Regions from separate parts of the Mus musculus genome. Here region 1 is linked to region 2. A link is a loop called in an ENCODE intact Hi-C map of the cell type or tissue named here. Cell type or tissue: heart. All regions are shown on one strand. Links, peaks and the distances in the headings refer to the core of each region. The heading gives the core; the rest is flanking DNA. Region 1 has its middle 26 kb from the start of Zc3h15. Region 2 holds the start of Itgav (integrin alpha V).

Region 1 (11,568 bases), core at 2,014-10,013, 53 kb before region 2:
GTCTTGATATCCCTTGAAAATTTAGAGTAATAGCACATTTTAAATGGACATTAGGTTAGCACTAGATAACTTTAATCATGGTATTGTGGTTTTATGAGGTTATTTGTAGTGTTTAGATTTTTATTTTTTTCCTGTCCAAGGGTTGCTGGGCCACACTTTTTTTATAAAGATTTATTTATTATTTATTTTATGTATATGAGTACACCATTGCTCTCTTCAGACACACCAGAAGAGGGCATCAGATCCCATAGAGATGGGTGTGAGCCACCATGTGGTTGAGGGGGAAAAAACTCTCTGGGTTCTAGGTTTTATTTACCTGTAAATTTTAATATGGATTGTTGGACTAGAATGGATACAGCTCACCATAAGAGCGCTTTGTTCGCATGTACAAAAAAAACTCCAGTTCTAAAATTTTGTTTTTTAAAATCTGTTTTCTGTGAATGCTTTCAAGATCTAAAAAAACCTAAGAAAAAGAAAGCGTATATATCTTGTTAATGGATACCCTTGCCATTTATAAAGAATTTTGTTTTCTAACTTGTTAAAATTAACATTTTTTTTAATTTATTTATTTTATGTATATGAGTATACTATAGCTGTCTTCACACACACCCAGAAGAGGGCATCGGATTCCATTATAGATCATTGTGAGCCATCATGTGGTTGCTTGGAATTGAACTCAGGACATTTGGAAGAGCAGCCAGTGCTCTTAACCCCTGAGCTATCTCTCCAGCCCTATTATTAATATTTTTTAATATAGACTATTATGAGCCAAGTTTATTTCCCATCTACTTTTTCTATTAAAATACTAAGTTTTATACTTTCTATCTACAAAATATTTCTTCCATTCTTTTTTGTGGAAAAGTTTAAGATTACTTAGTTGTTTAATGATCAAATATTTTACAATAGTCTAAAAGAGCCTGATCTGAACTGTTCTCAGTACAGTTACTCTACGTCTCAGCTAAGAGTCTGCTTGTTCCAACTCTACATAAACAATTTTAAATACCTTTTATTCCAGACTTCTCTTACTTAATTCCCACTGTATTCTAATTTCAGTGTAACTTAATTTATTTTAAGAGGTCTAGAAATATAGAAATTTATTTTAAGAGATCTAAAATAACCTAGATTAAGAGATCTATTCTAAGAGTTTAGAAAACGAGAGACATAAATATAAGCTTTCTACAAGAGAAGAAATGTAACTTTCACTTCCTTCCATATGCTTGGTTAATTGTTCACCTTAGATTGTGTTTCATGAGACCACACTATTATCCTATGTACACAACAGAGTCTAATGCAGAATAGTTAGACTGGATTTAACCTTATCTTTGCATAATGACTTGACATAATCTAAGCTCCACCACATGAACTAATCAAAATTGTATAATATCTCTTTAATTTTTGACCATTGGATGACTTTACAGTATGATAGTAATTAAACTGCAGGATCAGAGTTTAGATATAGGTCATTAAGAAAGTCTTACAGCCACTGTTAAACACAAGTGGACAGAGGGCACTTGGGGCAGAAATGAGGAGATTGTTGTGATTGTCTTGTATCCAGGATGAAAGCTTTGTACAAAGAGTGTTCAACATCATAGGCTATAGATCTTCCATTTGTTCAGTGTAGGACTGTTCTGATAGAACTAGTTAGGTAAATGTTTCCATGTACTAAGCTCACTGTTGATAGACTATCAATTCAAATACGTATATGAGTGACTTTCAAAAATACGTCAGAATTTAAAATGGATTGCCAAAATCTTCTCTTTCGGATTCTTCAATGTTAAAGCGCATATTCCTGATGATAACTATTTGAATAAAGATAATAGTTCTCAATTAGTAGAGATTAATAGAAGCTTAATTTTAATTAAAGTAGAATTTGGTGATATACCGTATTTTCAAAAACAAACCTGCATAAAACAGTAGTAGAGAGTGCTTTTAATATTCCTTTCCTCGTGTTGTATGTTTGCCCTTGTATTGCTTTTTGTTAATGTAGAAAGTGACATTTTGTTCATCCATTTAATTTGTAGTTTTCACATAGACAAGAGAAAAAACATACATATGTATTCTGAAGTGTCTAACCTATTTTAAGGTGTCATCTCGGTATTTTGAATGTGTATCTTAGAAGGGGAATATCAGACATAATAATAGTATACTATTATTTGGTATATCCAGTGGCCTAGCCACTAATATGGGTACTTTTCAAATGAGTCTATGACCAAACTTTGGAATGATGTTTTGTTTTAGGGGGGAGCAGGATGTTAATGTAGTTCAGGCCTTGATTTTGCAGTGTGGCCAAGGCTGATCTTGAATTCTCCCTTCCAAAGCATTGGGATTATAGGAGTGTGCCACCATTCGCAGCCTTCTGGTAATTTCTTTTCTTGAGATTTCATTATGATTTTTTTTTTTTTGGTTTGGGTGGGTAGGGAATGTCCTTTGTGAAAATAAAGTAGTAGATATATATCATGCAAGGGTGTTATTTTCTAACCCCTCCCAATGACCACAATCTCTTTTAACAGCTGACCTCGTTTTCAAACAAATACCTGAGATTAACAGGCCCTTGTGGGGCTCACATACCAGGGCCTAATGTGCCTTAGTCTGTACTTCAAAAAACAGTAAAGGCTGGGGGTTTGACTCAGTACTGCAGTGCTTGCCTAGCATACACAATGCCACCGCTTCAGTTCCTAGTGCTGGAGGGTGCAAGGGAAGGCAATAGTAAGTTAGACCAGTTTCCTTCCAAATGTGCTGCTGTGTTTCACTCAGTTGTGAATCCTAAATTATTATTTTATGTCTTAGGAAATTGTATTTTAGTGACAAAGATCATCATTATAACTTCTGATAGTGTACATTTTCAGAACAGCCTTACAGCATGTACAAAAATGTATCAAAGGATGTATAGTTGGGGGTATTTCAGCAACTGAACCTTCATAAGCTACAAGCACACTACAATATTCACTAGTTTCAGATTTCTTTAAAGTGTAATAACCAGAGAAAGGAGAAACCTCAGATAAATCTGGTTTGGGTCAGTAATTTTGCAATTTAACATTTGAGCAGAAAAGCAGGACTACTTGTATTAAATTGCACACATTACTTCACTCTGTCGGCCTGGTGTGATAAAAATGATAAGATATTCTTAGGTGTCTTATATCAGTACCTACAATAGAGGGAAAGGGTTGTTTTGTTTTTAACTTCCTGCTTAATTAACACATAGTGTAATAGTTGTGTATGGTTATGGTTCACTAACTTTAGTACTGGAGACTTACCTCCAGTCTCCTACTGAGAAAGAAATTAGTTACTTAGTTAATGGCTTTAGGGGTTGTGGGTGTAATGTATGCTTACCCACAAAGCAATTTTCTAATAGAAAGGACAAAGTGTTGGCTATCTACTACCCTTGTGCTCTCCTGAAGAAGTGTCTTTTCTTCCATAACTTTTATTCCATTAAACCTTCCCATATAGTCATCCCCATTCTTCTTCAAACTCAGGACTGTTTTTTTCATTAGTTATTAATGCTTGCATATGTATATACATTTATGTATGTGTATATGGACTGTTCAGTCCACAGTTTTATAGATTTAATTACCTCAAAATCAGAGACAGCTAAAAGTACTAATTGATAGGGTCTATTACTGGGTAGTTTCTGATTACAGACATCTGTGAAATTAAAAATTATGAAGGGTAAAAATTGATACTTTTATTTAAAAACAAGGTACAGATGATAGAAGTATTAACAGCTGAATCATCCATAAGGTGAGCTAGGATCTCAATGTTTACAAGGCCAGAGGGGCCTCACAGGGACAAAAGTTTAGTGACATGCTAACATTCATGTACCTTTGTTGTATAAAAAGAAACACCTATAAACATAAAAATGCGAGTCAGAAATTTTGTTTTAAAAATGCTTTCCTAGGGCTGGTGAGATAGCTTACTGGTTAAGAGCATTTGTTGCCTTAAAGAGGATCTGGGTTTGGTTCCCAGCCCCCACATGTTAGTTGGCAACTATTCATAACTGCAGTTCCAGGGGCTCTGACTCCCTCTTGTGTCCTCTGTGGACACTAGGCATGCCTGAGATGTACTTGCATATATACATGCATACATACATACATACATACATACATACATACGGACACTAGGCATGCCTGAGATGTACTTGCATATATACATGCATACATACATACATACATACATACATACATATATACATACATACATGCATGCATGCATACATTCAAAACACTTGTACACATAAATATTAAGAAACTACTAGGTGCTTTCTGAAGCTGGATGTGATAAAAATCATTTTCTTAATATTAAATAAGCATGTTGAATTCATGTGATATGTGCTCTTAACATGATTGTGAAATAAAAAGCTCTAAAAGAAAGCACTTTCCTTCCCAATATGAGAGTCAGTTTACTTCCTTCCTAAAAGTTATCATCTAAGCCAGGCAGTGGTGGCGCATGCCTTTAATCCCAGCACTTGGGAGGCAGAGGCAGGTGGATTTCTGAGTTCAAGGCCAGCCTGGTCTACAGAATGAGTTCCAGAACAGCCAGGACTACACAGAGAAACCCTGTCTCGAAAAACAAAACAAAACAAAAAAGTCAGTCATCTATATTGCAGATTGGGGATGTCACCACCAGAGACATTTAGCTGTTTGCACCAGCCATCTCTACTGAGGGGTAAACCACACATACATAGCTAGCTAAGCCATCAACATTGAAAGAGCTACCTATGCTTGTTTGGGGATTTTGCCACGACAATCCTGTTTGGTAACAGAAGTATAATTCAAAGGAATACAAGATGAAATGAGATGAATTTGTGTTAATGGGAGTATTTGGCGGTATATTTTTATAGCTATTTGTTAGTTAAAAATACCGATTTTACATTTTCCAAGGAATGAACTTCAGGATAATGAGTCATGCTTTTGTCTTGTGCTTCACTCATCTTAAAGTCTGGGCAGAAACCGAAGTACTATGGAGGAATAGTTTTCTTTTGTTGGTGCCAGGGGTTAAACCCAGGGACACTGACATTTGGCTACCTCCCCAGCCCAAAACTTGTTTAGAGAAGTATATCTTGCTTGTATTTTTCTGATCATTATTTTTAAATGTACATACTTAAATGCTTAGCAGCCGTTTTCTGAAAATTTCACCTTGAGGACTGGTTGGGATGCAGAGCAAGAGACAGTCACGTGGAAGCATGTCCAGGCACCGGGAACATCCCGCCCCCTGCTGGATTTAACCTGTTAGCTTTGGCAATTTAAGCACATTCATAGCCAAAATCATCTTAAGCTTTATGAAGTCTACCTTACCTTTTCCCATGATCTTTATTTATAAAATAGCTTGTTCTCAAATTGAGAAGGATCCTTGTGCTTTGAAGTCTACTTGTTCACTTGGAAATCGAATGAGGTACAGATTTTTTATTTTTTTCAATAAGATTCTTAAATACATGGTGTGATGTACTAGTCCCTATGTTCCTTGAACAGAATTGCATGGCATAAACAGGTTTTAAAAGATTGTCAATCCTTACTCATTTTTCTTTTCCTTAGATAGTTTAATACCAAATGCAGAACTGACTGAGCTTGTCCTGAGGCAAACAGTAAAGGCTTCGTTAGGAAAGAGCTAAAGTGAGCTGGAGCGTTTTAAGTGTTGACCACAGACTCCAGCAGCTTACAGGTTTCTTCTTGCACTCGGGGCTGTGTCTCATGTAATTGCATACATGAGTAGGAGTCTACACATTCCCTATAGACGTTCAAAGACCTTTCTGTAAAAATAATATTTTATATTGGGTTTTGAATGGATGTATGGGCCACCATTTTAAATAAAACATTTTTCCCAACCTAAATCCTAAATTATTAGGTCAGGTGAGGTGGTACACACCTTTAATCTCATATGTGAGGCAGTTTGAGGCCACCCATGGCAATGCAGTGAAACTGTCTCAAAACCAATCAGAAATCATAGGTTAACATCAAAGTATAAAATAAACCAAGGCTCAGAGACATAAGATAATGCATACATCTTATTGATAAGTCCCTGTGATGAAACTTAAGTATGTTCTCAAAGATCTTCACTCAACTATTAACAGCTTTATTAAAGTAAAATTAGGAAAGTAAACATCTGATATGTACCAACTGATGTATTTACCTGTCAAATCGTATGTAGTCAACATATGTATGTTTATCTCCCCAAAGGATGGTTCATGAACCTTTGTGCACCCTTCCTAAGATAAGCACCCTGATGTTGTACTCCCAGGGAAGTACTAATCGCTCTAGGCTAGTTCACATTTTTTATAATTTGATTGGAATCATATATACTTTTATTTGTTTGTGTGTTTGTTTTCACTTGGCATAATTGGAAATTTATTATAGGTAGTAATACTACATTTCTGGAAATTGCTAAGTACTGTTTTTATTCATATAGGGGGATTTATCGATTCACTTGTTGGCTGGTATTGTTTCTGATTAGGGACCATTACAAATAAAGGCACCTGAGCAGACAGATACAGATCTTTGTATGAACACTGCTTTCGTTTCCTTTGACTAAATACAGGGACATGTGTGGTTCATGTTTTAAATTTTTTTTAAAGATTTGTTTATTTATTATGTTTAAGTACACTATAGCTGTCTTCAGATACAGAAGAGGGCATCAGATGTCATAATGGGTGGTTGTGAGCCACAATGTGGTTGCTGGGCTTTGAACTCAGGACCTTCAGAACAGCAGTCAATGCTCTTAACCACTGAGCCATCTCTCCAGCCCCCCATGTTTTAAATTTTAAAGAGAATTTTGTAGTATTTTCTAAATTTGTGCCATTTTTATTCCTATCAGCAACTTATAAAGGATCTACCCTATCCGAACACTTGATATGGTCTGTTTTAAAGTAGGTAGGCTAAAGTCTTTGCCAAAGATGTTTATATGTGTGTTTTACATGTGTGCACCATATACAAAAAAAGTGGATTCTGATATAAAGAAGTATGCTGTTGAAACAGCATGCTGAATTATACCAACAGTAGCTTTACACATGCTATGTGAGTGCATCATGGTACTGCTGAGTCACAGGAGTTTTGGCTGCTCCACTTTGAGCTCTCAGCAAGTCGTAGGCACACACTCACCCAGGAGCTATTTGGGATCCACAGATGAAAGATACACACCCATTAACTCATTTTTAACTGCCTTATTGGCTCTGTGGCTGGGCTCTTCTTAGTCTTTAGCTGTTAGTGTCCTTACCTTTACTCCTAGCTCAACACTTCTAAATCCGCTCTCAACTTAGTTGCCCAGTTACCTTCTATGAAGGCCATTTTTCTTGCTGCCCAAGACACCTTCAGGCTACCCTTCTATGGGCCCCTTTCCTTTTCCGCCAACATTTTTGGAAGATCTTCCCTACAGCTCTGAGTCTGTTCCGTCTTTTTCCCCCAAATATCTCAATTCTCTTCCTCTCTTTTAGCCTGTGGAAACCTGGAAGTCCTGCCTTTTCTTTCCACCCAGCCATTGGCTGCTGGCATCTTTATTGATTGATCAAGAACCAGTTAGGGATAAGGACCTTCAACATCAATACTCTCAGATTCCTGATTAAATCAAAACACTCCTACATTTCTGAGTGAGTTGATAAGTTCCTGTTAGAGCTTATGCAGGAGTCCATGGAGGACAGAAGAGGGCATCAGATGTGTGGATCTTGAGCTGCAGAGGGGTTGTAAGCTTCTGTGTGTATCCTGGGAACCCAACTCTGGGTCACCTCTGCAAGTGCAGTGGACATACTTAACCACTGGGCCATCTCCCCAGCATGCGTGACACACTTTTTTGCATGAAGTAAACAATCTTAGTGTAACAGCAGTTGTTGAAAAATCTGAATCCATTTTACACTTTTGTGGCAGTGAACCTAATTCTCTTGGGGGGCAGGGGGATCGGGAGTTAAGCTATATTCTAATTCTATGTTGTAAATAAACATTCCTTTGTTTGTGGCTCATCTACATGCGTTTTTGTGATCTTAGATGGAAAGCATTCAGTCTGGTGAACCAATGGGCCATCTTCATAGCCTATCCTGTTTATTTTACTAGCTAGATTTAGTTAAATTCATACTAATAAATCTCTCAAATACGTTGCTACTTTCTGTCAGATCTTTTAATATAAAAAGCACCGACACTGTGTTTAAGACCTTGTAGAATTTCTAGCAGTTCAAGTCCATACATGGCATCAGGAAAGGTACAGATTCAGGACTATGTTGACTCGTGTTGGATACGTTCTGAGAACGCCATTAGTTTCATCACTGTGGGAACATAAACAGGAACCTTGATGACGTGGGTCAGTGGATCATTCAGCAGTGTCATGGTGCAGACTGATGTAACGTGTAAAGCTGCTGTTGGTAGAATCCAGCTTGCTGTTTCAACAGTACACTTTTATATTAAGAATCCACTTGTGTTTGTTTTTGAGACAAGATCTCATAGTGCAGACTGGCCTCAAAACGGTGTGGATGTGTGCAGAGGATGGCATTGGAAATCTGATCCTGCTTCCACTTCCTGAATGCTGCTGTGCCTGGCTTAGAAGTCCACCCCTCCCTCTTTCCTTCTTTCTTGTTTGTTTTCTGAGACAGGGTTTCTCCGAGTAACCCTGGCTGTCCTGGATCTCACTCTGTAGAAAAACAGACTAGCCTCAAACTCAGAAATCCACCTGCTTCTGCCCCCTGTGTGCTGGGACTAAAGGCAGGTGCCACTGCCTGGCTAGACACCCACTCTTACTGTTGAAATTCAGTGAAGTTATAAACCAGTACCCTGGTTATATATTACCAGCTATTTACTATGCATAATTATATAGAGGAGAGAGGCATTGGTTAATTTTTGTTTAGGGATTCTGTTTTTTGTTTTGTTTTTTTTCAAATGAGTTTTTATTATGTTGGCCAGGTCATTAATTTGTCCTAAACTTCAACAAACCCCTCACCTCCACATCCTTGGTATTCTAGGCAAACTCCCATGCCCTGGCTTTTTCATAGGCTGTATTTTTGTACAGTTGGCAGCACAGTAAGTTTGTTTACACCATATCACCACCAATACTTGTAGTATCTTGTTTGAACATTAGACAGCTATGACATCACTCCTGTAGGACTTTCCAGGTCAGTTATAATCTGTGGAACGGCCTTCATATGTGAGGAAACACTTGAAGTGATGACAACCTATTCAAGCTCTGAGCTTTTAAAACTAGGCCTTAGAAATTCAGAAAGCATACAGTGTGGAAAATTTGGCCATGTTCTCTAAACCTATCACGGATGGAATCTTTTGGCTGTAAAACCGTTCTGGAGAAGAGGCTGTTCATCGCCTGCATGGGTCACCATGTTCTAGACACTGCCAGTAAGCCAGAGTCATTTTTACTTTAATGAATATTGCAGTTCAGTTTCAAAAGCATGAAACTATTACTAACAATCGTGACGACTCTCCACAGCTTACTACTGAGCATGCGCAGTATTAAAAGCTAGGCTTTCTCGGGGCTTTGCAAGTGGCGGGTAAGTTGCTTACTGTGTAAGCAGGTGGAGCTGAGTTTGATCCTCAGCCCCGTCGTGAAATGTTGGGATTGTTATCCCAGTGCTGAGAGGCAGAGACAAGTCCCTGGGGCTCACTAGCCTGCCACTCTGCCCTAATCAGCCTCAGGTCCGAGGGAGAAACCCTGTCTCCATAGGTGGAGGCTGGTGAGATGGCTCAGTGGGTAACAGAAGGGGCTTGTTGCCAATACTGATGATCTATCTGCATTTCGTCCCTGGGGTCCATGTGACAGAAAAGAGCCAACTCCCCGAAGTTGTCCTCTGACCTCCACATTGTGCCATGGGACAATACATAACTAATATTTGAAGTGCACAGTTGTGGTAGCTTGAGTAAGATGCCCCACATAGCCTCGGGCATCTGAACACTTGGTTCCCAGCTGCTGCTATTTGGGACGTTAGGGAGCCATTACTTTAGAGGAAGTAGAGCGTGGGGGAATTGAAAAACGAGCCGTTTCTAGTGCATCCCTTTTGCTTCCTACTTGGGATTAGCTAGGTGAACGTGACCTGTTCCTGTTACCACACCTACCTTGCTTCTCTGACATAGCGATGAGCAAGTCTCCCTGGGACTGAATGCCCCAAAACACTATCGCCTTGCTCATTGTATTTCATCACAGCAGCAGAAAAGTGAGTAACACAGTGGTTCCCAAGGACTTGCCTGCGGTGTCCTTGAGCCCCACACACGTGCATCCATACACTGCAGAGACTTTCCACGATAAACCTGCACACAAATTTATATTTGAAAAGCACATAGCCAGTCTAGAAAAAGTAGTTGCCTTGGTAAGTAGTAAAATCTTCACCTCACAAACTCAAAACTGCCTAAATTCATTTTGCAATTTGGCATTCTTTATCATCATTATTGTTATTATTTATTTTTAATGTGTATTGGTGTCTTGCCTGCCTCACACATGTCTGTCTATGCGAAGGTGTTCAATCTTGGAGTTTCAGTCATAAACTGCCATATTGTCCTCTGGAAGAGCAGCCAGTGCTCTTAACCACTCCCCATCTCTCCAGCCTCAAACTTGGCATTATTAACTATATGCGTACATTTCTCTTCTAAGCAGGCACTTATAGTCAGAGACATAGCCAAGTTGGTCTAACGTGTCTGTTTTTGATACAGTGGGCAACTTTGGTCTGCTTCTGTTCCAGCCTTCCACTTTTGCCAAGAATAAACCTGGTGGAAATACTAAGCAGGACATGGGCTGTGAAGTTGCCCATAGGCTTCCTAGCCAGCCACACTCAGACTTCCCATAGGCCGTTGGTAATGTCATCTGCCCTGACTGTAAAGCTGTTGCAGAACTGCCTGGAACCTTGTTTGATACTTCACATCAGAGGGAGGGGTTTCCTGCCGAGCCTTTCTCTGTGATTCAGGCTTCTCTGCCATCTTTGTGTTCTGTCCTTTGCCAGCCTCACTTGCTCTCGTGATTGCCATAATCACTTCCACATGAGTGGCTCTATCTCTCGAGTATTTCCAATAAGCTGCTCACAGTAACATGTATTTCCTGCCAGTATGTCAAATTCCAGACTAAAGTCTTTTTTTCTCCAAAATCTCCTAGATTTTTTTTTCCATTTCTTTTCTCTCGTTATTGAAATCTTATCCAGAGACTTGGACTGAAAACAACCAGTCATTGTACCACACCAGGAATTCTCCTGCAGCAGTGCTCTTTTCTGTTCACATGGTCACTGTCTCTTAAGCAGATTCTTATCTTTGTTCAGAATTTGACATACATGGTTTATCTTCCAGAGCAGGAACATCTAGAGTATGAGAGACATGGTGAAAACAAGGGAGGGTTCTCTTAATAGAAACTGGTGTACTTTCCAACCTCAGATTACAGTCACCAAACTTAACTGTTAACTTATTTCCTTCCCAGAACTGATACATCCAAAGCCCTGCCAGATTTAGCTTCCTGGGGCCTAGCCCTGTTAGTCCTGAGTTCTGCTTCATAACTCTTCAAAAGCTCTAGATTGCCAGCCAAGGAGAATGGAATGCAGGCATGGTCTTCAAGGTCTTGGCTGTCCTGGCTTTGTTGCTATGTCTTGATTCTGATTGCTCAGTGTGATGTGTTTTA
Region 2 (11,568 bases), core at 1,814-9,813:
ACAGAGGCACTGTCTTTGCTTGAGCAGTTGAAGCTCCAAAGCTGTCCCCCCCCATTGACACACTGCCTCTAACAAGGCCACACCTAAATCTCTGGGAAGTAGTACTCTCTACTGACATTTAAATGTATGAGCCTGTGGGGCCCATCCATATTCAAACCACCTCAAACAGCTTTCAGAGTCTATCTTTTGGCCTCAGGACACTTTAGTCATTGAAGGTAAAGTTGGGGAGTTGCTCTAGTCATCCAAATGAGGAGGAGTCATGAGGAGGACAAGGTGTCATTCTGACATTCAAGGTGTCACCAACACTTGCATGACGTCAAGATGGCTCAGCGTTCAAGAGTATGCTCAGCAGTATCTTTCAAAAGTTTATATGAAAAAAAAAATCAAGGACACACATTGTGATAGGGTCCTCTAGAGAAATAGGAGCAACAGAACGAACATGTATTATAAAGGGGATTTATTTAGCTTGGCTTACACAATAGCTTCTGGGTCCAAAATGCTGGACGCCTAATCAGTTGCAATCTGGTGCTGAAGTTGTGGAGGATTCCTGGAGAGCCCCTGATCTTCAGTAATCTAGCTTCTGATATAAGAAAACAAACAAACAAACCCCAAGAAACAAAAAGGAAGCAAAAATGTAGCATTTACAGTCACTCTGCTCAGCTTGGCCACCAGCCATTTGTGACATTAAAACATTGTATAACAAAATTTAATTTTCTAGCCGCATCGATAACATTTCAGCACTTAGTGGTTACCTGTGGGTGATGTAAGTAGTTGGAAGAATTAGCTATGTCCATTTCCATCATCACAGAATGCTCTTTATTCCTGTCCAAGCATTATCCATTCTCAGCTTATTTTCCTTCTTTCCTCCTTCTTCCCTCCTTTTCCTCTCTCCCTTTCTCCCTTTCTCCTTTCCTCCCTCCCCCCTCTCTCTCTTTCTTTCTCTCTCTTTCCCTTTCCCTCTCTTTCCCTCTTTCTTTCCCAGTCAGGGTTTCTCTCTGTAACTCTGGCCTTCCTGAAACTTACTCTAGACCAGGCTGGCCTTAAACTCAGATCTGCCTGCATGTGCCTCTGGAGTGCTGGGATTAAAGGTGTGTGCCACCACCACAAGGGTGCTTATTGCCTTCTTAATGAATGTCATTTACTGTTACATTTTGGGCCAGCCACAATCATTAGGATTAGGTTATCCTTAAAAGTTTCTTCCACAAGTACAGACAAGACTGGATTAGGTATATGAAAATATGAATTCTCTTCCTTCCTTCCTTCCTTCCTTCCTTCCTTCCTTCCTTCCTCTCTCTCTCTCTTTCTCTCTCTCTCTCTCTCCCTCCCTCCCTCCCTCCCTCCCTCCCTCCCTCCCTCCCTCCCTCTCTCTCTCTCTTTCTTTCTTTCTTTCTTTCTTTCTTTCTTTCTTTCTTTCTTTCTTTCTTTCTTTCTTTCTGTTTTTGAGACAGGGGGTTTCTCTGTGTAACAGAGCTCTGGTTCTCCTGGACTTGCTTTGTAGCCCAGGCTGGCTTTGAACTCACAGAGATCCACTTGTCTCTGCCTCCAGAGTTCTGGGATCAAAGGTATTGCCTACCACACCTGGCTTTCTTATAATTAGTATTTAAGATAATTTCTATGGAAGTAGAATAGCTAAAACGAAGCTTAGTGTGCTGGTGCATACCTTAATATTAACACTTAGGTGGCTGAAACAGGAAGATTGTGAGTTCAAATACAGCCTGGGTTACATATTGTCTTAGTCAGGGTTTCTATTCCTGCACAAACATCATGACCAAGAAGCAAGTTGGGGAGGAAAGGGTTTATTTGGCTTACACTTCCATGCTGCTGTTCATCACCAAGGAAGTCAGGACTGGAACTCAAACAGGTCAGGGAGCAGGAGCTGATGCAGAGGCCATGGAGGAATGTTCTTTACTGGCTTGCTCAGCCTGCTCTCTTATAGAACTAAGACTACCAGCCCAGAGATGGTCCCACCCACAAGGGGCCTTTCCCCCTTGATCACTAACTGAGAAAATGCCTTACAGCTGGATCTCATGGAGGCATTTCCTCAACTGAAGCTCCTTTCTCTGTGGTAACTCCAGCTGTGTCAAGTTGACACAAAACTAGCCAGTACACATATGTTTTGTGTTTGTTTGTTCTGTTTTGTGGCAGTGCTGAGGATTGAGTTCAGGGCTTTATGAATATCAGGAGACACTGTACTACTGAGCTATATTCCCAGCAGTGTGGGCTACATAGTGAAATCTTGTTTGTATAACAACAACGAACAACAAAAACAGCAACAACTAAAATGAGGTAATTGGAGTGAAAAAAGTAACAACGTTAACTCACTTCCAAGACTCTTATATCTAAATGGTAGAATTAATTTGGGTAAACTATCTTCATAGTAGTAATTACTACTTCAAAACCAAATAGAAAAAAAAAAATCTAATTGTAAAAAATGCTGAATCTGTACCAAGCCTTTAATTCATTTTGCTCCTGAGATTTAAGCCTAATTCAATTATGTAATTAAGATCTCCATATTAGTGAACATAATCATTTCCTGTTAAATCCAAATATTTAACATTTCATGAAAATCCCCTGGCACATTTCCTTGATGATAGATGGGTAGAAATTCTTAATTATCCCTTTAGCTTTAGAGGAAGTAATGGTGGAGACTCCAGAAAAAGCCCCAAGTGAATCATTTATAAAGGTACTAAAGCTAGGGAAGGGACCAGCCCATTCAAAACTTGGAGAAACACTCCCAAGAGCTTAACTCAAATTTGTTGTCTAAATACCGGCCATTGGAGGACCTTTGACAGAGTGTCTGAGACTCTCCATAACCTAAAAGTGAGCTCACTCTGGCTTCAGTAAATGATAACTTTGAAAAAGCAACAAAGCTGCCACACAATGCAGCTGTTTTAGCTATTTAAACCAACCAACCAACCAACCACCCAACCAACCACCCAGGAATATATATATATATGCTGTTTTAGAATTTTATGATGATGATGATGATGATATTTTTGAGACAGGGTTTCTCTGTGTAGCCCTGATTGTCCTGGAACTCTCTCTCTTAGACCAGGGTGGCCTCAAAGCCAGAAATCTGCCTGCCTCTGTATCCCCAGTGCTGGGATTACTGCCTTACAAAATAAAATAAGTAAATCTTAAAAAAAGAGAGTAAGAAAAAAAGAAAAAAGAAAGTACTACTGAAAACTTAGATAATAGCAGTTTGAACAAAGATAGAAACACTATATTTTCTTGAATGTACATTGTAAGGACTTATAATCCAAGGCTGGAATGGGGATTCACAGTTGTCAGAAACTCGCTCTTTCTGCTCTGTAACTCTTAGATCCTGACCTCCATTGCTAAGCTTCCCATGCTCACAAAGCCGATGTGTAGCTCTTCTCACAGCCAAGCTGTAAGAAGAGAGGACATAGACTGATGGAACCCTTTCTTCCCATCAACCTTTTTGAAGATCCCCCGGGCAACTTATATTGGCATCTTTGGCTGTCTCTACAGGAACTTCACCAGCACCCACACTATCATCTGTAAAGGCTTCTGGTTGCAAGTATTCACTTTTCTCATCAACTTAAAGGAAATACATTTTTAGAAGCTTGACCTTTAATCTCCATTAACCACAAGGTCATGTGTATACAAAAGGGAAGAGGCGGGGGGGGGGGGGGAAAGCATTAGCAATCATTTGTAGATTTGCTGGCCACATTTCAGACTATCCCATGATTCCATTTATTCCACAGTGTAAGCACAAGCGGCCGAAGAGCTGTGCTCTGATGGTTTAGTTTAAGAAATTCTGAAACAGGCATGTGACACACACCTGTAATCCCAGCACCTGGGAAGTGAAAACAGGAGGATCAGGGGCTCAAGGTGAGCATTCTCATCTCGAGGCTCAAGTACATAGAGAGTTTGGGATCAGTCTGGGGTGCATGAAGCCTTGGTCAACATGGGGTCGGGGGAGGGATACTCAGAAATTACAGTTGAGGAGAGTGGAACACTTCTATAATTTCAGTACTTGGGAGACAGAGACAGGAGAATTCCAATTTAACCTGGGCTAATAAATGAGGGTGTCTACTAGCCCACCCCACATAAAAAAAAAGAAAGAAGCAAAATATTTTGTTAGCAAATTGTAAGCGTAGTAGAAATGTTCAACTTTCTGTGTTTAAGTCCTAGTTAGATTGTTCATTTGTGGAAGAAGCACAAAGAATAACTTCCAGACTTGGAATTTTTGTGGTTAAAGAACTGTATTAAGGTGGGATTTTAAATGGCTATAGTTAGAATAAGCTGTGCAGTTTATTCACATGTTAAGAACAAATCTCAAGTAGTTATCATGTAAGAAAATGCCGTAGTTTTTCATTTCCATCCAGTAAAAGGCACGATTTCTTTCAAAAATTGTGTGTGATGACCATCTGAATGAGAAACTGAAAATCCCAGACTTGTCTTTAGTCTCTAGACCTGAGGGTACCCGACTGGCCGGCAGCATGGTTTTCAGAAAGAGATGCAGAGAACACAGGGAGTGCACAGAACATTCTTGCTCTCCACGAATCATTGTCTGCCTCTTAAACCCCACATTCTGATCCCAAATGGTGACAAGGAATGAAAGAGCAACCACAGGGTCTTGTGTATAAGTATCCACACAGGATTTCCTGTCTCTGAGGTGGCTTTTACATAGGTATTAGCCTGTGGCTGATAAGATCTCCCAACAGTTTTGCTGCTTATTTTTTACATTTTAAAAATCAACTTGCTTAACCCAACTAAGGCTATCCACACCCCCACACATGATTACTTATGTTATGAGATGAATGCATGCTGACACTGAGGTGTTTTTTCTGCTGTGTGAGACAGGGATCTTCTTATGTTGACTGGGCTCAGGGGGGCCTACTGCCTCTGTGCTTAGTCTGGGACTGATTTTTAATAACTGTTTTGGGAAAATAGTTCAAATTCTCCACTACTTTACTTGGAAGTATGCAAGGCCTAAGCAATGCATTTATATTTAATCATTTTATCCTATTGACCAAATTCTTCATTCCTTCTTCTTTCTTCGTCTCACCCTTCTCCTCTTCCTCCTCTTCCTTCTTATCTTGCTCCTCCTCTTCCTCTTCCTCCTCCCTTCTGAGACAAGGTCTTACCTGTAGGCCTGGCCAGCCTGGAATTTGCTACACAGACCAGATCCTCCTGCTTCTCACTTCATGGTGCTAGGATTAAAAGCATTTGCCACCACATTAAAAGCATGGATCACCACTCCCGGCCCATTCATCAAATTGTTTAGCACTTGATATACATAGAACACAGGAATACTGAGCAAATTTACAAAAACAAACAAAAAAAAACCAAAAAAAACCAAAACAAAACAAAAAAGACTTATTTTGTGTGTATGGGTGTGACCCACGTACATGCCTGATACACACAGAGGCCAGAAGAAGAATTGGAACTGGAAAGCAAGAAACAGAAAAGAAAAAAGGAAAGGAAGTAAAAGAAAGAAAAGAGAAGATCCAAGCACAGGCTTGAAGTCTTCTGGGTGGATTTGAGAGGCTCATCACCTAAACTTTGCCTTGCAACGTTTTTGTCAGCCAGTGAGATCCAGTTCCACACACCGCATCCGGGAGGAGCTGTGCTAGCCCTCTGGGAGTTTATAATTAAGTTCAGTGTGTGGAGGATGGAAGGGGAGGGAAATGGCATATAATTACAGAGTTCTGTTGGTGAGCGCCTGCCGGGCTAAGTGGCAGAAGTAAGAGAAGCGGATAAAGCTTTCCGCATTCTTAAACAAAAGTCCCTCAGAAGTGCCTGGAGGAACCAGGGAACGGGGTGTGCCTGGTTCTTTTTCTTTTGATTGCAGCCAGTCCCCGGCTTGCAGGGCTTCGGCTGGAGGCGCGCTGCCACTGCCCCCCTGGTCCTTTGGATCTGGGCCGCAGTCCCGGGACAGCCTCGGAGGACCGGCCGCCAGCGCGCACGGAAGTGCGCCCGGCCTTCTCCTGTGGGAGGCCACCGTGAGCGCGACTTCCTCTTTCGGCGGGGCGGCCCGGCCTGGCCGGCTCCTCCTCCTCCCCGGCCTCCTCCCCCAGTCCGGGCTGCTCACGGTTCCGAGGTACTGTGCTCGCCCCGCCACTTCTCAGCGCCAGGCACCGCGCGAGCCAGCGACAGAGCCGGAGTCCCGGGTCGGACACCGCTCCTCCTGGGTGCCGCCCGGCTCAGCTTCGCGCCGCCCGGCCGCCCCGCCGCCCTTGACCGCAAGCGCACAGCACAGCTCGGCAGTTCGGGGGCGCGCAGGCGGCGGGCCGCGGCCACCGAGCACCGGGACAGGGACTGAAGTCTTTCGGCTCTGCGCCCCGCGCGCGCCCCGGCGATGGCTGCTCCCGGGCGCCTGCTGCTACGCCCTCGCCCCGGCGGCCTCCTGCTGCTGCTGCCGGGTCTCCTGCTGCCCCTCGCCGACGCCTTCAACCTGGACGTCGAAAGTCCCGCCGAGTATGCGGGTCCCGAGGGAAGTTACTTCGGATTCGCCGTGGACTTCTTCGAGCCCAGCACGTCCTCGTAAGTGGCCGCGCTCGAGTCCCCAGGCGCCCCCTCCCCCACCGCGCACCCTCAGCGGATCCGCACCCAGCCGCTGGCTCCAGGGTCCTCCCGGCCCCAAACCCGCCTACTCTCTCCATGCCGCGGCTGGCCCAGGTCTGGCATGGATGAAACTTTTGTGGGGATGACCTAACCTGACACTCAGCATCCAGTTTCACCGTGTCCCCAACTTCTTCTGATTGGCTGGGGACAGTGCGAGAGAGCTTTGAAGGAGCTCTGTTAAGCATCCAGGAAAAGTGAGACATCTGTACAGGCTTGTCCTGCGAGACTTTTGGCCATCTCTTGTCATTCCGTAACTTGCTTCACTTGGCCCCAGAATTTTTTTCTTCCGTATCAACCAGTTAGCCTCTTCCTAGTGCTTTTTGCTTTCTGAAATTAGCTCTTCCTTCGTCTGATTCTCTCTCTCTCGCTCTCTCTCTCTCTCTCTCTCGGTTTTTTTCCCACTCCTCTTCTAGACACTCCGATGACTAAAGTGACCAAATTGTTGTATTAATTTGTAAAGGACTATGAGACCTTTGCGCGTTTAAGGTCCACCAGATGAATGGAATGCGTCATCTGCTCCTTTCTAGTCCACTATTTAGGTCATTGTTCAGACAGAGCGAGGGTGTTTGCTGAGTTTTCACTCTCTGCAGGTCACTTCAATGCTGAAGAATACAGCAGGTCACGTAGGCTTTCAAATTACTCACGTCCCGTGTTGCAAAGTTCCTGAGGATTTGTGACGGCTAATGTCGTGTTTTTGGATTAAAGTTGTCTTTGACTCAACGCTGGCATCATTCTCATCCCTACTAGTGTAGGAAACCCCGATTAAATTGATGTTTTTCATGTCTATTACATTGTATTTCCAAAGAAACGGTTTCTTTAGTTACTTCTTAGTGTACCCCTTGGGGTAACAACATATTTTTTTTTTACCACAAACCCCCAACTCCCCCCCCAATTTAGTTTTGGGGAGGTGCAAGGCATAATTTTGATGGGTAGGTGATACAAGGTTCATTTGAAGGTGACCTAAGTATTTGTCTGAGGTAGTTGGGGCAGCCTCCAGGGTTTGTCACCGTTTTCCTGAACACTGATGAGTATCATAGGAACCAGTCCTTAAAGCAACCTGTAGCTTGGGTGGGGTTGGCAAAAATCGACATTGTTTATGTAGAGCACGGTTTGATTCACATTGTCAGTGCTTTCTGTTAGACCTGAGCTCACACTCTCCAAAAAAACAAAAACAAAACCAAAAAACCACAGAAGCACCAATTGCAGACATTTAACCACTCCCGCCATGCGAATGATCTCTTTGTATGGATAGAGTAGAGCTTGGGGTTCTACTCAGGGGCCCAGGCTGCTGAGTCTGTAATATACCTCTGAGCTACAGCCACATCCACTCTATCAGACCGCTTTAGTTAGCTCACTGTTTAAAAGTTTCTCCTTTCCATGTATTTTTTGTTTGTTTGTTTGTTTTTGGTTTTTCGAGACAGGGTTTCTCTGTATAGCTCTGGCCATCCTGGAACTCACTTTGTAGACCAGGCTGGCCTCGAACTCAGAAATGCGCCTGCCTCTGCTTCCCGAGTGCTGGGATTAAAGACGTGCACCACCACACCCGGCTCCATGTATTTTTTTAATTGTATGCTTTTTACATCATGGCCACTGCACTTGCCCCCTGGGTGTATCTTTTAGATTAAATTATACAGAAATTTTTCTGACTGAAAATATATTCTCTGCCTTACAGGAATTAGCAGTTAAATACTTCAGAGTTGATGGAGTGTTTTGCAGATGTTATTACTTTTTACTGTTATTAATTTAGTTGGTTTTTGTTTTTGTTTGTTTGTTTGTTTGTTTTTTTGCTTCTGTTTGTCTATGGCAAAGATTTAGTATCCAAGATACATCCAGAAACATGGCAGGCTGGCAAGCTTTTAATTGTCTTTTGCCATGGAAAACAGCAGTTTTGAGCTGTTGGTGGTATTTACTATTGTTGATTGCAAGGAATGTAACTAATCTTTGGAAAACATATGGATATGCAATGAGCTCATACATTTACACAGTCTCATGTTTACAGGAACTTATGCATGAGTTTTAATAGTAAGATATTGTGGAACTTTGGAGATTGCATGTTGTATTTTGAAACAGTCACTATCAACTTTGGTACCAAGAGACCAGCCTAACATAAAAAAGAAAGCAACTTTGAGGGGCCCCCTCCCTCCCAATACACCTAAACAACGGTTTATACTTACTGACTCTTCCAGATTAAATGAAGATTATTACAAAATTATACTTAATCTTAAAATAGAAAAAAACCAAAACCAAACAAAATTTCAGATGGTGGTAGCACATGCTTAAATCCTAGGACTCTGGAAGCAGAGTCAGGCAGATCTCTGAGTTGAAGGCCAGCCTGGTTTACAGAAAGAATTCGGGGATAGCCAGGACTACACAGAGAAAAGCTACCTCATCCCACCTGCCAAAAACCCAACCAAACAAAATTATGCTTAGTATTGGCAAAGGCACCTGTATATTCACTATATATTCAGCAAGCATTAGAATCCACAGTATTGTATGTCATTATCTGTTGCATATATTGATAGTTCCTTTTTTCCTTTCCTTTCCTTTCTCTCCCTCCTTCCCTCCTTCTCTCTCTCTCTCTCTCTCTCTCTCTCTCTTTCTTTCTCTCTCTCTCTCTGCCTGCCCGTGCCTCCCAAGTGCTGGGATTAAAGGCATGCATTACCATGCCTGGCTTAAAAACTTTTAAAGGAGAACTATGTAGTAAAATGTTAATAAAAGAGCTCCCCCTATGTGAAAAAAATTGATTAAGGAGGAGAGTAGCTGTGATCCCCACATATTCCAGTTTCAGAAATCTAAATACTACGGAACGGGTTCACTTCTTCTTTTTCTTTTTCTTTTTGTAAATTTTATTTATTTGAATTTTATATATATGATGAGTACACTGTCCCTGTCTTCAGACAAAGCAGAAGATGGCATCAGATCCCATTACAGATGGTTGTGAGCTGCCATGTGGTTGCTGGGATTTGAACTCAGAACCTTTGGAAGAGCAGTCAGTGCTCTTAACCGCTGAGCCATCTCTCCAGCCCCTCTTTTTTCTTATAATAGAAGATTATGAGTGAGAATATCATCTTCATATTGTTATGGAAATGAATGCATCAGTACTCACTAAAAAGAAGTGTTAAGCAAAGCTTCCAGAATGGAGCCGGGCATTGTGGTAGAAAATGCTTAGAAAATGCATCTGTAATCTTAGCACTTGAGAGATGGAGGTAGGAGGATCAGGAGTTCAAGCCCCACTTATGTCCTGTGTTCCAGGCCTGCTGGGGTAACATGATACCTTTTCTCAGAACAGAAAAGGCCCTAGTTTCAAGTTCTTTATCTCCATTAGGAACAATATTGCAATAGCTGTGGGCCAGTTAGCCCGAATTAGCCGTGTTAACTCAGCTAAAAATGAATTCTATTTGCATCAGGAGATGTTGGTTGCACCTCCACTTCTATTAATGGAACCCTCCTTTCTCTGTTGCCCTGGAGATCATTTCATATTCCTCCCTCTGATTTTCTATTTTACTTTGCCTCTCCTGCTACACTCCTCTGAGATTAGTCACTGCTTAGTCACCAGGCAGAAGGACTTACAATCTCTTCCTTGATAATGCTTCCTTGCTGCTAGCTCGCTTTCTGCTTCTGCTTCTCACTTGAGCCTGGCTCTGGGCGGCTCAGAGCTTCTTGAATCATTCTGCCTATTTGGCTGATAGACCTGCAAAACATGTTATATGTTTCTACTGCTTTTATATTTCCAAAACTTTTTTTTTTCAGTAGTTCCATTGGCAGAGGAAATCCAAACCCAGATTAAGGCCTCCTGAAGGAAAATTTTCAAATTTCCATGTCACAATACCTTAGAAAATGACTCAAAGTAGTGTACTTACCTGAAGTCCCAGCACCCAGAATGCTGAGGCAGGAGAGGATTGTCACAAGTTTGAGGCCAGCCTGGGCTAGGTAGTGAGTTCCAGGATGGCTAGCTTTGGCTACAGAGTGAGACCTGGTCTCAAAAACGCACACCCACCCCCCAAAAAGAAAAAAAAGTGCATGTTTTAATAAACTTGAATGTACTGTGTTGGTTAATTTTCTCCATCATAAATAATACATCTGGTTAAACTACAGTCTTTATTATTTGGAAAGCAAACCTTAGGTCTATTCCTTTCGGTTAAGATCATAGATTTATTGGGTGGATGTGATGGTTGGTGGATACCTTAATTCCCAGGCCTCGGGATGCAGAGGCAGGGCAATGCCTGTGAGTTCCAGGGCCGTGCATGAAATGTGGTAGTTACTGTCTCCGTTTTACTTTACATAGTTGTTGACCCAAAGCATTTGTTTGTTTGTAGAGAAAATCTGAAACTTGAATTACACCTCAACTATTTTATACACATTTCCTTTTATGTATATAAATAGTGTTTTTTTTTTCAGGAGTTCCCATTGGACACCTCAGAGTCAGCTACGTATATGAAACAAGCTTTATCTCGGAAAGGCCAGTGCTGAGAGCAGCCAAAGAGCTTAGTTCATTTGGAAAGTTTGGAAGTGTACTTGTCATTGTTTGGCCAGCTGCCCTGCTTGGTAGCCAGACTTGTATTCTGTGAAGCAACTGCCCTTCCTCTTCTGCACTGGGTAGGAAGTGCAGCTCAGGGCCATCCTCACAGCGTGTCTCTTTCCCCTCTTTCTCTTCCCACCCCCACCCAAACTGCTTTCTCCTTCCCATCTCTTGCCTTCCGCTCCTCTCGCTCCTCTCTCTCTCTTTCTCTCTATCTCTTCCTTTCTTTTCCTGCTGCTTCTTAGCATCTCCCCCCATTCCTTGGCATCGCATGAATAGCACACTCATTTCTGGAGTCCTAAAGAGGCATTAGTACAAATAAATCGAGTTACCATCGAGTGCTGGTGTAGGTGTGGCTCTTGGTCATGTTTTTGGGCGTACTTTTTTTTGGAGTGAGATAGAGACAGCAAGGAGAGCACCGAAGGCATGTTGGATCTTACGTTGCTTAGCTTCAA

The links. Hi-C counts contacts between places; a loop is a spot of excess contacts. Peaks named below come from ENCODE experiments on the same cell type or tissue, not always from the same donor. Only the 100,000 strongest peaks of a DNase experiment are listed, where the experiment ranks them.
Region 1: it touches region 2 in a loop (2.2-fold over the local background); 3 of 42 quality-filtered maps call a loop at or near these places.

The regions. Positions count from the first base shown.
Region 1 is chr2:83,664,992-83,676,559 of GRCm38, forward strand. No RefSeq gene overlaps it. Among named protein-coding and RNA genes, the nearest start is that of Zc3h15, 26 kb to the left of the region's middle. In heart, for the core only: a CTCF peak has its summit at 5,220 (motif pointing left); no DNase peak of the experiment used is centred there.
Region 2 is chr2:83,718,407-83,729,974 of GRCm38, forward strand. It overlaps Itgav (integrin alpha V), which reads left to right and starts at 5,991. Exons shown (of 30, transcript NM_008402.3): 1 at 5,991-6,513. The coding sequence starts at 6,329. In heart, for the core only: a CTCF peak has its summit at 5,957; DNase peaks (open chromatin) are centred at 5,985 and 6,615; H3K4me3 peaks cover 3,013 bases; H3K27ac peaks cover 2,740 bases.